Linked DNA regions of Homo sapiens: all the other regions are linked to region 1. The links are chromatin loops, found by intact Hi-C in ENCODE. Cell type or tissue: MCF 10A. All regions are shown on one strand. Links, peaks and the distances in the headings refer to the core of each region. The heading gives the core; the rest is flanking DNA. Region 1 has its middle 21 kb from the start of PPP2R2B-AS2. Region 2 overlaps STK32A (serine/threonine kinase 32A). Region 3 has its middle 29 kb from the start of PPP2R2B-IT1.

Region 1 (6,216 bases), core at 334-5,333:
TATTCCAGAACAGATATTAAGTGAAATTGGGCCAGGCACGGTGGCTCATGCCTGTAATCCCAGCACGTTGGGAGGCCAAGGCAGGCGGATCACGAGGTCAGGAGATTGAGACCATCCTGGCCAACATGGTGAAACTCCGTCTCTACTAAAAATACAAAAAATTAGCTGGGCATAGTGGCACATGCCTGTAGTCCCAGCTACTCAGGAGGCTGAGGCAGGAGAATCGTTTGAACCTGGAGGTGGAGGTCGCAGTGAGCTGAGATCATGCCACTGCACTCCAGCCTGGGTGACAGAGAGAGGCTCTGTGTCAGAAAAAAAAAAAAAAAAAAAAAGAAGTGAAATTGGTGGATTGAAGTTGATGCACGTTTAAAAGATGTATTAAAAATGCCTCTTGGCTGGGTGAGGTGGCTCACGCCTGTAATCCCAGCACTTTCGGAGGCTGAGGCGGGTAGATCACCTGAGGTCAGGAGTTCGAGACCAGCCTGACCAATATGGTGAAATCCCATCTCTACTAAAAATACAAAAATTAGTCGGGCATAGTGGCGTGCACCTGTAGTCCCAGCTACTTGGGAGGCTGAGACAGGAGAGTTGCTTGAACCCAGGTGGCGGAGGTTGCAGTGAGCCAAGATTGCACCACTGCACTCCAGCCTGGGTGACAGAGACTCCTTAAAAGAAAAAAAAAAAAAAGCCTCTCAACTGGCTATAGCGTTTTACACCCGCTCTCTCCCCATCAGTGTATGACAGGTCTGTCTTACTAACTTTGCCTGTACTTAATATTACATTACTATGAAGTTTTAAACACTTTATACTGGCTCCAAAGAAACGCCTGCTGAGACATAAGAGTTTGCCACCGGACCCATAAGTTCATTTTTAACGTAAAACTTCAAACATCCTGTCTATGAATTAACTTTATCATTAACTTTGCTTCTAATTTAAATGTAACAGTCTATTTTACAGTCACAGCTTGATTATCACTGGAACAGGATTTGTGTCCATCAGAGAGAACTGTGTGCTGCGGGCCTATGACTAAGCACTGATATTTACTGAGGGCTTACTGTAGGCCAACACCCTTACATGCTATGCTCTTTCCATTGTTATTATTGATCTCCTTAATAACTATGTGCTATTTTCCCCATTCCCAGAGACAGAAACTGACACATGAGAGAGGTTAAGTAAATTGTCCAGGTTGCACAGGCAGAAAATGGTAGAGCTGGGATTCAGACGCAGCTAACCAAGGTCTCTTTACCACTCTGAAATACTGTATCTGCCTATAGTATTTCAATGTGAGACACACAAACCATTACTGAGTCTCTCCACATGCAAAGAATGCTAATGACTAGCTGTGTGTATGCTGAGAATAGGGAGGGGGACAAAGGGACAAACAAAGGAGGTGAAGATCTTAGCGTGGCCCAGTGATTGCCTTCCAGGTCTAACTCCTCTCTGGTGAGAGAGTGTGCATGACTCGCTCTGTACTGGCTGTAACATCTTCTACCAATAATGACCTTCCATGTTGTAATGAAAACTATGTGTAATGGGAATTCCTGGGGTGAAAGGATCCTCTTGCATGGAATGAAGTAGGTTGGGTCAATTTATGGGGAAGCCACCATCTGCAAAAGCCTTCTAACTCAGCTCCCTCCTTTCACTTTTGTTCTACTTGACAGCCAGAGTGATCTTCAGAAACTAATGTCCCTAAGTTCTTATTTTTTTTTTTTTTTTAGATGGCCTCTCACTCTTGTTGCCCAGGCTGGAGTGCAATGATGCAATCTCAGCTCACTGCAACCTCCATCTCTTTGGGTTCAAGTGATTGTCCTGACTCAGCCTCTGAGTAGCTGGGATTACAGGCACCTGCCACCATGCCTGGCTAATTTTTGTATTTTTAGTAGAGACGGGGTTTTACCATGTTGACCAGGCTGGTCTCGAACTCCTGACCTCAGGTGATCCATTTGCCTTGGCCTCCCAAAGTGCTGGGATTACAGGCATGAGCCACTGAGCCTGGCTATGTCCCTAAGTTCTAATGACGCTCACCCTCTCGCTGGAATATGCTGGTACTTTTTCCCACTTTAGAGTCTTTGCATTTGCTCTTTCTCCAGAATGTTCTTCCTGGAGACTTCATGGCAGCCTTCCAGTCACATGCAGGTGCTGGCTTAACTTTTCCCTCAGAGTGGTGGTCCCTCAAATGTTCCTGTTATTGCAGCTAAAGTCACCCAGCCACTCTTCTGTTGTCCCCTTTTAGTCTCTTCACAGCACGCGCCTAAACGTTCTTGCTTGTTATGTCCATGTTTCACATGCCTGCTACACCAGGACACGAGCACATGGGCTCCTCTAGGCAGAGCCCTTGTCTTGTTCACGTTGGTGTTCCTGCCCAGGACAGAGCCTGGCATCAATGCGTGGGGCTCCGGCAGATAAAGGCTTAGTTTACTTGTAAGTTTGTTCCTTAAACTCTGATTGTCATTTACACTGTAAAGGAAAAGTAATAATATGTATTATAATAAAGAACTATTAAATGCTAAACATTGTGCTAGCTACTTGACCTATATGATCTTACACAAAGCTCACAATTCCCATTGTGCAGATGAAGAAACTGAGGTAATTAGTGTAGTCAGAACTTGAGCCTAGATTGTCCCTCTAAAGCTCTTGTCCTTCTCACTGCCCTAGAATTCAGTGTTGCTAGCAATTTTCTACTCCTGGGATGCGATAGAGTCGGGTTCTTTAAAGATCCACGGGCAAATAGTTCCCTACATAAAAAATATAGGGGTGGAGTGAGGTAGGGGGTGGTGTTATCAAGCCAAATGCCTTCAAGAAACCCTGGATGCAGTCTTACCCCACCATTGGTAAAATGAAATGACTCCCTTCTTCTTGGTGTTTGGGTTGTAGTTAATCTGATATTTATTTCAACCTTTTACAGGAATAAAAATAAGAAAGCAGTCACACATTTTGTTGGTATCTTTAGAGTGGGCGGCATGGCATCTGCCCTGCTTGGCTCCTGGCTTACCCTGTTTTGCCACTAAGTACATTTTCCTAGGCCGGCCCCTCTTGGCAGGAGATCACACATGTGTTATGTTGGTGTATTTAAAAAGTGGGTAATTCATTTGTTAAATGAATACGGCAATTATTAATTTCAATTTATCCTGTTTATTGGGAACAGCTGTTCATTAACATTTATTTAACTGCTAATTTTAGAGCCAAACTAATTACCTCAAATACACAGCGCAGTGGTGTCCTGTATAGAGGAGCGCTCGCTCTAACTGCCCTGTGTGCCAGAATAACTAGCTGGCCCTCGTGGGTGCCGTTCTGCAGGTGACCAGGTGGGGGCTCACCTCAACCGGAGATCGGACTGCAGGCTGCAAACAGGTCCGTGGGGCACAAATCTATCTACAAAGTATCTTAAGGCCAGAGTGGCAAATTGTCCCCAGGGGCCAGGAAAGTCGTAAAAATGAATGAAATGGGAAGGTGAAAGAACTTGCACCGCCTCACAGGTCTATCTTTGTTCTATTACTTTTGATCAGCATAAAGTTATAAGAATCTTTCTTTACAGCAAGAAAGACGATTTCAAGCATGATGATAAATATCATTGTCCCTAACCCTGAGTTTCCAGAAGACACTGTTGGATTCTTTAAAGATCCATGAGCAAATAGTTCTCTAAATAAAAAATATAGGCGTGGAGTAGGGTGGGGGGTGGTGTCATCAAGCCAAATGCTTCCAATAAACGCTTGGTACAACCTTATGGCACCCTTGGTAAAATGAAATGACTCCCTTCTTCTTGGTGTTTGGGTTGTAGTCAGTTAGCTGTTTATTTTTTACAGGAGTAGAAATCTACCTTTTACAGGAAAATAGGTGGGCACAGTAGCAAACTGGAGAGCACACAGTTGGAAGGGGGTCTGGGGGGTCAGTTGGGGTCAGGATGGGGGGTAAGGACATGAGGATTGGGAGCTGCCTCTTAGAGGAGTCAGTTGTTGTCAGCTGGGAAGCTGGGGCCCTTTAATTTTTCAAGGGAAACCAAATACATGGATTTTTATGTGGAATTTCCTAAATTTTAGATATTAGCTCAAATTTTATTTATTTATTTTTTTACATAGGGACTTGCTCTGTCACCCAGGTTGGAGTGTAGTGGCATGATCATGGCTTACCTTGACCTTCTGGGCTCATGGGATCCTCCTGCCTCAGCCTCCTGAGTAGCTGGGATTACAGTTGTGGACCACGACGCCTAATTTATTTATTTATTTATTTATTTTTTGTAAATACAGGATCTTGTTTTGTTGCCCAGGCTGGTCTCTAACTCCTGGGCTCAAGCAATCCTCTTGCCTCAGTCTCCCAAAGTGCCTGATAATGGGTATGAGCCACCACGCCTGGCTTAGCTCAAATTGTAAAAGTATACTGTGTAGAATAGCAAAATACACCTGTGGCTTGAGGCCTGCCCATTTGCAGCTGCTAAATTAAAAGTTTTCTCTGTGGGTAATACTCAGGTGGCTGGTGAATAGACATGTCTTCTGAGGCCAAATCTAATTTATTTGGCTTTCAATCATTGTTTTTTTTTTTTTTTTTTGGTCTAGACAACTGTCTCTCTTACTAAAAAAATTAATGTTAAGCAAAATTCTTAACATTTCCGTGCTTCATTTTCCTTATTTTTAAAATGAAAGAGTTGGATTTTGTTTGCTTACTATTAATCTACAACTTTAATAGGACTTAAAACTATACAAGAAACACAAAACTTACAGGGGACATTAAAGTGGTAAAGCAATTTTTATGTAGGAGCCGTTTTATTAAATACTTTGGATCTTTTATTTTTTTTCCTCTCTTAAGGGCAAATCCCTTCTTCTATAGACAAGACCATTGTCAAAATGCAGATCCCAGGTCCCCACAAGTCTGAGCCTGTATGGTTGGCATCTGGTGGTAGGCACCCCAGTGACCCTGATGCAGAGGGGCCTGGAGCACACTTTGAGGATTTGTGCTAGATTTTGCTTGTTGGCACTCAACATCTGTTTCCATCGCTCTCTGTGTCCCCAGACTCCTCCATCACAGGGACCAGAAGTCTGAAAACCTACACTCCCCTGACCCTTTGGCCACTAGGATTCTAGATGCAACTTAGATTCTGGCAAGTAGGAGCCCTTGAGATTTTGAAGGTAGAAGGAAGACAAAGGCCTTTTTTTTTTTTTTTTTTCCTGAGATTTTGTGCTGCTGATATGTGTGAGTGCTGGCAGCAGCTGGGCTCCAGGTTCATTCTGTGTTATTTAGCTTCATGGTGTGGGGAAGCTGTGGCTTCAGCAGTGGCAATAGCCACACAAGCCACAATGGCCTGGCCTCCTAGTGACAGTCACTGCTCCTGTCCTCTGGTTGGTGGCTGTGGTAGTTTATAATCTGGAGGTCAGACCCTGTTTCAGTCACCATAGGCAAAGTTCTGCTGTGGTAATAAATAACCTCCTAATTTTAGGTGGCTTATTTCTCATTTGTGCTGTGTGCCTACTGTGGATTGCCTTGGGGCTGTGATTTGTGTCTCCTCACTGTAGGATCTGGACTCATGGAGCAGCCATCAACTTGGTCTATCATGCTAGAGGGGTGCAGAGGCCTACAAAGACTGTGCTGACAACTAAATGGTGTGACCTAAAAGCAAAACATGTCATCTACTCTCAAAAATCAATGTTCCTGGCTGGGTGCGGTGGCTCACACTTGTAATCCCAGCACTGTGGGAGGCCGAGGTGGGTGGATGACTTGAGGTCAGGAATTTGAGACCAGCCTGGCCAACATGGCGAAACCCCATCTCTGCCAAAAAATACAAAAATTAGCCAGGTGTGGTGGTGCGCACCTGTAGTCTCAGCCACTCTGGAGGCTGAGGTGGGAGAGTCACTTGAACCCAGGAGGTGGAGGTTGCAGTGAGCTGAGATAGCGTCACTGCACTCCAGCCTGGATGATGGAGTGAGACCCTGTCTCCAAGATCAATGCTCCCAGCAGCACCCAGCACCCAGTACCACCCAGCACCCAGCACCCAGCACCATAGCATGAACTCAGGAGGGTACTATAAATGCCCATGAATTAGGACGATGGTTTGGAGATCTTATTGCTAGGAAAAGGAAGCCCTTGCAGTATTTTATGCATACAGAGGGAAATAAACATAAGAAATGTATAACCCTAAAAGGCAAGAAAAGTCACTTGTCCCATCCAACCACAAAGGGACTAGGAAGTGTTCTCAGAAGGTGGAGAGCTGGAAATACTTGGTGATGA
Region 2 (6,216 bases), core at 705-5,704, 830 kb after region 1:
TCAGGAGAGTCTTGCTCTGTCCCCCAGGCTGGAGTGCAATGGCCCAATCTCGGCTCACTGCAACCACCCCCTCCTCTGTCCAATCAACCCTCCCGCCTGAGCCTCCCAAGTAGCTGGGACTACAGGCATATGCCACCATGCCTGGAAATTTTTTGTATTTTTTGTAGAGTTGGGGTCTTACCATGTTGCCCAGGCTAGTCTTGAACTCCTGGGCTCAAGCAATCCACCTGCCTTGGCCCTGCAAAGTGGTGGGATTACAGGTGTGAGCCGCCGCACCTGGTCACAATATTTAACTTTAAATAGGTATATAATACATGGTTATTTTCACTCACATCCATGTGAAGAGACCACCAAACAGGCTTTGTGTGAGCAACAAGGCTATTTCACCTGGGTTTCAGGTGGGCTGAGTCCGAAAAGAGAATCAGCGAAGGGAGATAGGAGTGGGGCCGTTTTATAAGATTTGGGTAGGTAAAGGAAAAAGGGGGGTTGTTCTCTGGTGGGCAGGGGTGAGGATCACAAGGTGCTCAGCGGGGGACGTTTTGAGCCAGGATGAGCCAGGAGAAGGAATTTCACAAGGTAGTGTCATCAGTTAAGGCAGGAACCGGCCATTTTCACTTCTTTTGTGGTGGAATATCATCAGTTAAGGCAGGAACCAGCCATCTGGATGTGTATGTGCAGGTCACAGGGGATATGATGGCTTAGCTTGGGCTCAGAGGCCTGACAGTTATTGAATGAATGGAGAAACAAATCACTTAGACACCTTCTAGGAAAAAATGACCAACTATGCTACCTGCAATTACGTTTCAAAATGTAGCTTATCTGAAGAAAAGGAAGTAACATTTAATTACAAGCATCAATACAACTCAAGCACAGAGGAAGTGTGCTAAACAATTTCCTCCATACGTACAAATTTTTATTTACAGAAAAGTATATGTCTTAATGAGAAAATGTGCTCGAAAACATTCTCATCATTTCTGAGTTTGGTTTCAGTCTTAATGAATGTGTCCCTTAACTATTAATCTGCTTTGTCATCTCTCTAACTCCCTACTATCTCATTGCCATTGCAAAGGCAAAGGTCCACATCTTTTATAGTTTCATATTATCCAAAAGTGTTAACTTAGGATAGATGTGTACATAGTTTTGTACTCATTGTACATGCTTAGCTGCAATTCTTTTGCCTTTGCACTTCTGAAATACAACCATATTCACAACACATCATTTGTTCCCTTATAACATTTCACCTTTTCCACTTTGTTTATTCTCTATATGCTCACTGTTAGTTTAGATGCTGCCTTAGGCTTTTATGATATATACTGTGACTGCATACTGTAATTTTTCTCTATAGCATGTATCCCATTTATTTAAGTGTGTGTGTGTGTGTGTATACAGTCTATATAATAAATTTACATGCTTCCTTAAGTAGACTGTAGGCCCCACCAACATAGAAACCATATGTGTCTTGTTCTTCATTGTACCCTCAATGCCTAAGAAAGGTGCTGGAACATGGTAGGCATTCAATAAATAATTGGTAAATAAATAAATATACAATTCTGGTAGTTGATTAATTCAAATTAATTTTAAAATTTAGAACTGTAAAAGTAAATTAAAAAATAAGATAAAGACAATGTGATTATTTTTTAATAAACCAACAGGTCATGGAGATTTTAAAAATTAAATTCAGTCATATGGCCTTGTAAAGTAACTAGAGAAAAATGTACACACTTAAACCAGCTGCTTGTGGCATTCATCAGTTAATTCATTTGTTTATAAAATCATTTTATTTTCTAGGTGGCCCAGAAACAGTAGGTTGAGAAGCAGCAATGAATTAAAATCAAGAAGAAACACAGAAAAAAGTAAAAACACATGTGCATACACATATAAGCCTAGAAGCTTGAGTATACTAAGCCTAATCTGATTCTTAATGATAAACATGGTCTGAATCATATGGAGTAACCTAACCCTTTGGCTACTAAATTACCAATAAACATTGATAATGGTGATAAAGCATCTAGCACTCCTTTACTGATATTGAGTTAATGAGTTATTTCTACTATATAATTACCAAGACATATGATATAGCTATGGTCCTTTATTTAGTGTTGAGGGGGTAAATATGGCAGTTGTTTTTAGATCTTACTTAAAAAGCAAAAATGTTTGAATTAATCTCCCTTTCAAGGGCCACCTCCTGGCACTTCATGGTTCCATGAATAGCTGACATTGACTTGCCATGTGTAAAATTAAGCTTTTCTTCCCATCACTTTTCTTGAGGACTCATTTTGCTGTTCACTATTCATTCACATTTACATATGCCCATTTTTACCTTTGTGTCAATAATGATAAAAATCTCTCTCTTATATTGTGTCTAATACTATTAGCCACTCACTCTGTTGAGAAATTTACACATATTATCTCCTTTAATTTTTCCAGCAATCTCATGAGGTAGCTCATTTTACAGATGAAGTAACAAGCTCAGAAATTGAGTGGAGAAGTTTAGCACCAAATCCTTTTAACCTCAAACACATGATTATTTTATATTACCTCTTAACACTGATTTACTACAGGGAAAAACTTAAACCCTTTCATTTCCCCCAATTTAGGTCATCCATCAACAGTCATTTATTAAATATCTTAAAAGGGCCAGGCATGTGATCAATGTGTATATCCATATTAACTGTGCTGTGGCTAGTTAATCGAATATGGAAATTTTGTTCATTAAATAAACATGTATTGTGCACCTACTGAATGCTTGGTCTCATGAACAAGAATGATATAATCTCTGGCTGTGAGTATCTTACAGTTCACATAAGAGACATGAAATTTCAGTGTTGGTGAGTCCCCTACAAAATAATATAGATAAAGGCTGTCCTCTAGTGTAAAGCTGTGAAAACTACAGCTAATCCACAGTTTTCTTTTGTTTAATTTCTTTTCTTTTTAAATTACTTTTCTTCAAAATTAAAACTGTAGAAGAACCTGGTTCTTCCCCCAAAATTTTTTTTAAAAGCTTCTGCCTCATCACAAAATTCTCCACCCTGCCATACTCTGTGGAACCAGGGACTCATAGCATTTGTGGGACTGGAGTTGATGTTTTCTGAGCAGTTTTCTGTCCTGAGCTTCCTCATTATGTTGCAGTGAAAGGGATGGTATGGTAAAATTCTGGATTTACTTGCAATCAACCCTTACATAATAATTTTTTAGACTTCCATTTATTGAGGACTTGTCCAGTATTTCGTGTTAATACTTATATAATACCTTATAAAACAATTTCAAATCAGCATCTCAGAGGCTGATTCAGTCCACTTGAATGTTTTGTTTGGCTCAGTGGAGTGTTCAACTTTAAAATTTATGGTATTTTAGAAGCGACCATAAATTCCTAGTGTCTCTTTAAGAAAAAGTAGGGGGTCTGGCAACACAGGACCACCTACACATATGGCAACGCAAGAGTCAGCTGGACAGGGTTAGAAATTGATATAGATATTTTATCGGTTGAAAGTTTAGCTTGGAAACATTTGGAAATTTTTTTTTTCTTTTGTCCTATACAAATGAAGACTTTTACTTCTTTTCTCCCTTAAGAGACCGTATCATATTCGCTCCAGTACTTCCAGCAAGGAAATTGTACACACGTTTGAGACGACTGTTGTAACTTACCCTTCTGCCTGGTCACAGGAAATGGTGTCACTTCTTAAAAAGGTAAGAAGGAAGACTGCATGTCCAAACGAAGTAACAAAAGGAAGCAGGCTCTCTGGCTTAAGTTTAGAAGTTAGTATACAATATTGGGGACAGTCATGATAGTATACATTTGTAGAGTGTATTTTCTAGCTGTTAGCTTTCAAATACATGGCTTCATTAACTCAACTCAGATTCCCCTTGGATGTCCCAAAGCCATCTTAAACTCAAAGGACTTCTTTATCTTTGTCTTTCCTGAATATCTTCTCAGGAAATTCTCTCAGTGACTGGCTTCTCTATCCAAATCCACTTACGCCAGCCAGCAACCAGGACTCATTTGTCATCTGCGTATTCAATTCATCACCAGGTTCTGAAATTTTATATTTTAAGTATTAAAATATTTCACTTCTCTCTGTCCTCACTACTATTTCCCTGATCCAACTGCCATCAGTCTAGCCTTATAACGGGTTTGTCCACATACACTTTTACCACTCCATTCTATTCCCCATGCAGCCCCACAGTGGTCTGTTAAAGGACAGTCCAGGATATTTTCCTTATTCTTAGAATAAAGATTAAAATAATTTTGTGGTACAAAAGTTCAAAATACCTCTCAAGCCTTGTTTTGGACTTTTGGACTTTTGTCCCCCCTTTGACTACACATAAACTGCTTTGGCCTTTTTCTTCTTCTTTTCTTTCTTTTCTCCTTCTTCACTTTTACATACCAGTCTTCCTCTCACCACAGGACCTTTGCACATGCCAGTACCTATTCCTGGAACAGTGCCTCCAATCCTAGTTCCTCCAGTTCCTCCTTGAGAGCAGTACTACTCAATGTGGTTCACTGGTTCTAGTCCATGAATTTTTTCTGCAGGTCTATTGTAAGTAAAGAACTTGAGAGAAGCATTTAGAAACTTTTATAGCAATTGGACACTGCTGTAGCATCTAAACACATGATCAATGGACTTATCTTATTGAAGAGGGTCCAAGCTTGTTTGACGGTTGTTGAACTCAAGTCACAAGGTGTCTATGTGGGGTGCTGCATACTGGCAATGCATAATAAGACCACATACTGATTTCAGTGGATTGGAAATTGAAACAGACAAAAACAAACAAAAATAACTGACCCTTCTACATAGTTTGGGAAGCACAACTTTAGCTCTTAGCTCAAATATCACCTTCTTGGTGTAAGTTCACATAACACTATCTTTCCTTCATAGCATTTTTCAGTTTAAAATTATACCCAGCATTTGTGTGATCCTTGGTTACGTACCATTTTCTTCTTAGCTTCATGAGGGTAGGGACCATGTCTGACATGTGTTACCATTGTATTCTCAGCATCTAACACAAAGCCTGAGAAGTGAAATTTGACAAGTATTCAAATAAATGAGGTCCACAGCTTTCATCAGATTTTCAAGGTACCCATCTTCATCAAACAGATGAAGAACAGTTATAGCGGGAGGTCAAAAGTGTATATTGAGTGATGATACAAAACAAGAATGAGGGGCCCAAGAGGAATGGGCTTGGCCTTTTTTTTTTTTTTTTTTTTTTTTTTTTTTGAGGAGAAAATTGCACCAGTTGTGGCTGGTAATGGAAAATAGCTTTAGTGGCTAAGGAGTCATCATTTGTGTCTCTTGTTTTTGGAGTCAAGTTCCTTATTTTGGAATAGGGACATTGCATCAGTAATGTCAAAGACATAGAATGGGGGATCATTTTTCATAAGCAAATTCTGCTTAGTTCCAAGACAGCCCTGCTTCACTCCACAAATTACACCCTGAGGTTGCATGGTTGTCATCTTCAGAAGCATTCTCAAGTGGGACTGACAATGCCTATTTGAGCCACACAATTGCTGTGATGTTGGCTCAGGAATGGTTAAGGGGGCAAAAATCTTTTATCTCAATTAGTAAAATCTAGAACTATAACAGTTACTTTAGTTACACCTTATCTATGCCGCCCCCAATGTATTTTAATTAGTTGTAAAAACAGCTACAATTCTTAGTAGGAAATGAGTTCTACTTGTGAAATGTATCAACATTTGTCACCATAGGTTTTCTACTAGGTACTTTGTATAAATAGCCTCCCACTAATCCTGATTACAATCGTATGAAATACATTATTACCACTTTTTTTAAACACATGGGTAAACTAAGATTTAGAGAACAAATTTGCCCTTAGTAAGTAGAGGAGTCAAGAATCAAAGATATATTTGACTTAGTAGGACAAGCCATTTTTACTCATCACATTGCAGAATCCTACATACTGTTCATTCTAATAATGTATGATCTACATTGTTTATGGGATTAGGGATAGGGGACACTGTCTATTTTCCTTCAGTCCTACAGTTGAAAGCATTTAGAGGGAATTTGTATGATTTTTTTTTGTCCTTCTATCCTTTCTTATGGCCTTGATGTTTGCATTTTATTGGCAGCTACTCGAACCTAATCCAGACCAACGATTTTCTCAGTTATCTGATGTCCAGAACTTCCCGTATATGAATGATATAAACTGGGATGCAGTTTTTCAGAAGAGGCTCATTCCAGGTTTCATTCCTAATGTGAG
Region 3 (6,216 bases), core at 351-5,350, 410 kb after region 1:
ACTCCTGATGAATACCTGCTTTGTACTTCCTACACACTATACTATCTAGTTAATTCAGGAAGAAAAATAGAAGACATTAGATGCAACTATTACCAAACAGGGTAGTGAGGACTTGGATATGTTCTTCAGGTTCCTTCCTCAAAATTTAAGTCCACTTTTCATCAATCACTGGGAGAGGCAATGTAGGAAAATTTATTTACAGAAATGAGGAAAGCAACCTAAAACTGGGTGGATAATTATTAACCAAATGGATTTTATTTTAAAACAAACATTTCTTTTCTGCCAAACAGATTTTTATCTTGGAAAGCAAATACTTTTCCAGAATTGGGCCAGAAATCATGGTCTGAATTGTAATAGTTGTTTGGGCACTGTCCAAGTCCGATATATTGACTACCTTGCTCCCCACTGCAACCCAGAGGCTTTTCGTAACAAGAAGCTAAAGTTGTGCTGCTATAGCAGCTGCTGATGATGTTTTTTAAGGGCTGTGTGCCCAGGGTGCACCCACTGGAGAGGCAATAGGAAATAAAAATAGCAATTTGTTTTCCTAAAGTTTAGAGGACAGTGGGGGAAAGCATTTTCAGCCTTGTCATCAGGGATAACATAGTTTTATATTGTGTGCACATAAGTCTAATTTTTGAAGACAGAAAATCATTGTGTAAGGCAATTCGATTTGAGAAAGAATGTTACTGATGGTATGCAAGAAGAACCATTGTTTCCAAGAATGAGCTGAGACACGTGTCAGATCTTTCTAATAGCCAGGTGTTACTATGGACCCCTGCCTAATGGTCAGTGTGTCGTCAGCTGCTGGCAACTCTTACCTTATAAAGACAAATATTGGGATTGTGCAGAGACTGAAGTGTGACCAGAGGCTGAGTGAGATTTGTTACATTTGGGCTATCGATTCTAATTCACAATTTAGTTTTTGAGCCAAGCCAGCCGTTAGTCATGTGGATTCTATAAAATGATTTATCTAAAATCTCTTTATCCCTGTGTTCCCTTTTAACGCTGTAGCCGCTTAAGCAACAGCTTTACACAAAAGGACATACAATTAGCTAGTAGCGAGTATAGCCCAACTACCCCTGTGCACACTTCAGCAATCAACTTGAAGCAGTACCAGATGAAGAGAGACAAGTCTTTTTTTCCCATCTTTCAAAGGTGGCTCTGATATCTGTCTTCCCCCTGTCCCCCCACCACTGCTTGGAGTATGATAGGACAACAGCAAGAGCTCACATGCCAAGTGATGCTTGAATTCATGGTAATTGCTCCTCCTTCCAAGTTCTGGGGTGTAAGTTAGAGTCTTTCATTGCAAGTTTCATTTTCAAAAGGCAGTGCAATCAATAGTGTTACTTTTCTGAGTCCCAAGTCTGTTGCTTAGTCTCAGCATCTCTGATGACTGTGGGTCTATTAGCATAAGCTAGAACTGTAAGTGGTGAATATTTTTATTATCTAAAATTACACTAGAACTGTTAGGCCGAAAGATTACAATTTGTCACTGAATGTGGATGTATGGAGAATTGTATGTAGAGTATATAAAATCTTTTCTATGTCTAATTTGCATTGCAAATTGAGAAGCTAACCAGAGGTCTTGAGGAAATAACATAAATAAAACATGGCTTCACTACTGTAAATGCTCAATTCATGCCAGAGGAGGCCGAAGCCATTACAGAAGGATTGTTTCCATCTAAACAATTCCCATCTCACACACTTCCCTTCTAAAGTGGCTGCCAATAGGACGGGAATTGGGTGGTTGGGGTAGGGGTGGGGGTATCCGTTTAGACAGCTTTAAAAAATACTCAGCAGAGAAAGCCTGAGAGGGTGTTTCTCAAGAAAGCCAAAGTCAAGGCTCAATCCTGCATCTTGTTTTATGTTGAACATCCTCACAACTGAAGGAAAGACAGCAACCTGCTCTTCAGTTTCAGCCCCAAGGAACCAGAGATCTACACAAGGTCAGTAATCAGACAAAGCTCATTACTAAACGTTTAGGGAAAAATTCCATAATATGAGGCAGATGCCTTGGTTAGTTTACAGACAACATTCAGGATCTCTCAAAATGTGAACTTCAACTTCAGTGGATATTTGTTATATTTCTGCACAGCATTTATGCTCTCTTCTTGTGACAACAGCACCCCAATTCTACTTTGGGGTCTATCTCTTCATTATTCTACCTGCATGTGCTTTGCGCCTACTTCATAATTTCCAAAGCCTGAATATGTGGTTTAGACATCTGTGCAGTCTGCCCTCTAGTGATTGGATCAGGATCAACAGGGACCAGCACGTGACTGAAATCTGGTCAATGAAATTCATTTCCTGTTTTTTCTGGAACTGTTGGAGAAGTGGACTGTCTCAGTCGCTGAGCTTGGTGCTTTGTGTAATGAGATGATTGAGGCTTGGAGCTGCAGCCAGAGAACAGAGCCAATGGGACAGAAGCCAAGTTGAGAGGCCAGAAGAAAGACACAAGGTGCCTAACTAAACATATGGTTTAAAGCCTTATATACCTGGGGCCAGCCCTATTTTGTGACTGCTTGATGAGGCAATACATTCTCTTGTTGCTCAAATCACTTAGACTTTCTGTGAGAGATCTAACGGCCATATGCACCTTTCTCACCACTGTCCTTTCACATCTCACCATCTACCACTTCCTTCTTTGGAGCCGCTGTAAGTGAACTTGGCTTAGCCATGCAACCCTGTGTTCTCATGAGTCCATGCTTTTGCTTATGCTACCACTTCATTAGGAATGCCCTTGCGTTCTCTTCTTTTCCTCAAGGCGAAATCCCACTAATCACCTTTCATGTTCAACCCAATCACCTTCTCTGTAAAGGGATTCCTAATGAAGTGGTAGCATAAGCAAAGGCATGCACTCATGAGACCACAGGGTTGTGTGGCTAAGCCAAGTTCTCTTCATTCATATTTTTCCCCTACTCCTCTCAAGGCAAAATTTAAAACTTGCCATGCTGTGTTCATATAATCGTTTCCCTTACCCTATAAACCCTTAACACTTTATGCAAATACTTTTTGAGACTGTCTGTCTCTCCCATGAGGCTTTAAGACTGGGGACTATGTTTATTCAACATTCAGAGGCAGGAAACATTGTTACGGGCATGAGCTGTCTTTGGATGCAGACTGCCTGGGTTTAAACACTGGCTCTGCTGCTTCCTAGGTGTTTGGCTTAAATATATTATCTACTCTGTCTGTGCCTTGGTTTCCTCATTTATACAACGAGGGATAATGTTAATACCTATTTGTCTTATAGGTTAGTTGGGAGGATGAAATGACTTAATGCATGTGAAGTCCTTGATACTGTTCCTGGAAGATGGTAAAATTTCAATAAATATTAGCTATTATTATTATATTTCTAGTTTCTAATAGTGCCTGATGTAGGTACACAAAAATATAAATGTAACAATGAAAAGAAGGCTTAAATTCTTTAAGTCTTATATATTAAGTAGAAAACAAAGGGAAAAAAAGAAATAACTTAATCTTTATAATTTTGTTTTCTTAAATTCATGTGTTCCTATGAGAAATCATGAATCATTAAAGGAAATTTGGCTGATTTGGGGAGATTTGTTCATATTCATTCATTTGGTGCAAAAACTTCTATTAAGAGGGCATTATGATTGGACTTGAGAGTTAAAATTAAGATAATATCCTTACTTTCAAGAGGCTCATGGTTTAGTAGATACATTTGACAGGTAAATAAGTAACTATAATTGAGTGAATGTGCAACAACAGAAGTATGCACACATACCATGAGGGCATAGAGTAATGTTTCCTGAAACTGCTGTACATAAGACTCATCTAAGGACTTTGCTAAAAATCACAGAATCTCAGAAAGGGCACCCATGGAGCTTCTGAAACACTGGGTTTGGGGTCATGTATCTGTACTTGTAACAGAACTTCATGGGTAATTCCTGGCATAAAAGACAGGATAATAACTTTTTGCCTGAATAGGTCAAGGAATGCTGCATGGTGAAGGTGATACATGTGCTAGGTACTTACAGATGATTAGGAGTTTGCTAACATTTGACATGAGTGGTACTATTAAGCTTCAAGAATAGTTTTTTTTTACAATCAACAAAGTGAAGAGACAACCAACATAATGGGAGAAAATATTTGCAAACTATCTATCCAACATGAGATTAATAACCAGAACATATAAGGAGCTCAAACAACTCAATGGGAAAAAAATCTAATAATTTGATTTTAAAAATTGACAAGAGTTCTGAATAGACATTTCTCCAAAGAAGACATACAAATGACAAATAGGCATATATAAAAGTGCTCAATGTCATTGATCATCTGAGAAATGCAAATCCAAACTACAATGAGATATCATCTCACCCCAGTTAAAATAAAAACCAGTTATAATGGTTTTTATCCAGACAGGCAATAACAAATGCCACTGAGGAAGTAGAGAAAAGGCAAGCCTCTTATGCTGTTGGTGGGGATGTAAATTAGTACAACCACTAGGTAGAACAGTATGTAGATTCCTCAAAAAACTAAAAATAGAGCTACTATATAATCCAGCTCTACCTAGCAGGTATATCCCCAAAGAAAGGAAATCAGTACATCAAAGAGCTATCTGGACTCCCATGTTTATTTCAGCACTATTAACAGTATCAAAGATTTGGAAGCAGCCTAAGTGTCCATCAACAGATGAATAAAGAAAACATGGTACCTATACACAATAAAATACTATTCAGCCATAAAAAAGAATGAAATTCTGTCATTTGCAACAACATGGATGGAACTAGAGTACATTATGTTAAGTAAAATAAGCCAGGCACAGAAAGACAAACAATTGAACTCATGGAGACAGAGAGTAGAATGATGGTTACCAGAGGCTGGGAAGGGTAGTGGGGATAGGAGTGGGGATTAATGGGTACAAAAATATAATTAGAAAAAATAAGTAAGAGCCAGTATTTGATAGCACAACAGAATGATTACTGTCAACAATAATTTATTGTACTTTAAAAAATAGCTAAAAGGATATAATTGGAAGGTTTGTAACGCAAAGAAATGATGAATGCTTGAGGAGATGGGCACCCCATTTATCCCGATGTGATTATTATGCATTGTATGCCTGTATTAAAATATCTCATGTACCTCATAAATATATATACCTACATTTTACCTGTAAAAATTAAAAATAAGGCAATCAGGGAACTTTGAACATGATAGATAATTTATGTTAAAGAAGTACTGTTAGCTTTTTAAAGCACCATTAAAAAAATGAATAGCTTTGCTGATATCACTGCCAAAGACAGAGCACAGAGCCTGACAGTTGTTCTACTTATCCAAAATTATGTCACATTTTTTAAAAAAAATTTAAGTTTCAAGTTGGCAGCACAGTGAATCACCTGGAAAGACCTTGAAATATGGTGACATTTGGGGCCCATCCCCTGAAGTTCAGGTTCAACTGCTCTGAGACAAGGCCAAACATCAGTACTTTTCCAAGTACTGACAGCTCTTTTTAATGCTTTTAAAAGGTAGTGAAAATAAATATACAGCCAAAGAGTCACTGTTTAGGCTGTACATAGTATCCCTAGAAAGACTCTAAGTGCTGGACCTAACATCACAGGTTGTATGCTCCCAGATGCCAAGACAGACCAAGTCTCTTGCTTGAATAAATGTCAAAAGAGGGTGACTAAAGTCATGGTATAATTTCCAAGGTTTACATGAACAAATTAATGCTGTTAGCACAAAATAGGATACAAACAACATAGGTATGCCATTTACCAGGTAATTAACAGATATATAAGAAATATTTAATTCTTAGTGCCAAAAATTTTCGGCAATATGGATAAAACACTAAAGGGTGTAAATACAGTCATCTTTAAATCCTGGTATACTATGATGGTATACAACCTCAGGTAGAGATAAGGTCAAGCATCTAAATTTGAGATTTTTCATGATTGAAAGACCCAGGCAAATGGCCCTTCTATCTAAGACCTCACTTACCACTTGGCAGTTCTTCAAATTCACTCCTGGAGATGAACTCCAGATTTAAATAAAGCATTATTTCTGAGAATGGTACTCTGGAATCTCTTTTTTGTTTGTTTTTTTTTAATATCAGCTTTATTGAGGTATAATATACAATAGAATGTATGCATTTTAAGTGTACAGTTTGATGGGTTTTGATAATTATTATACCCATGTAACCAGTAACCACCAACACAGTTAAGATATAGAACATTTCCATTCCCCGTTTAAAGTTCC

The links. Peaks named below come from ENCODE experiments on the same cell type or tissue, not always from the same donor. Only the 100,000 strongest peaks of a DNase experiment are listed, where the experiment ranks them.
Region 2: a loop joins it to region 1, with 4 times the contacts of the local background. A loop is called at or near these places in 14 of 110 quality-filtered maps.
Region 3: it touches region 1 in a loop (4-fold over the local background); 7 of 110 quality-filtered maps call a loop at or near these places.

Annotation. Positions count from the first base shown.
Region 1 is chr5:146,539,133-146,545,348 of GRCh38, forward strand. No RefSeq gene overlaps it. Among named protein-coding and RNA genes, the nearest start is that of PPP2R2B-AS2, 21 kb to the right of the region's middle. RefSeq lists an enhancer at 1,499-1,999. In MCF 10A, for the core only: a CTCF peak has its summit at 3,296; a DNase peak (open chromatin) is centred at 3,299.
Region 2 is chr5:147,367,084-147,373,299 of GRCh38, forward strand. STK32A (serine/threonine kinase 32A) reads left to right here. Exons shown (of 13, transcript NM_001112724.2): 9 at 3,571-3,687; 10 at 6,086-6,211. Among named protein-coding and RNA genes, the nearest start is that of STK32A, 140 kb to the left of the region's middle. In MCF 10A, for the core only: a CTCF peak has its summit at 2,874; no DNase peak of the experiment used is centred there.
Region 3 is chr5:146,945,126-146,951,341 of GRCh38, forward strand. It overlaps a transcript of PPP2R2B not described here. Among named protein-coding and RNA genes, the nearest start is that of PPP2R2B-IT1, 29 kb to the left of the region's middle. In MCF 10A, for the core only: a CTCF peak has its summit at 2,228 (motif pointing left); no DNase peak of the experiment used is centred there.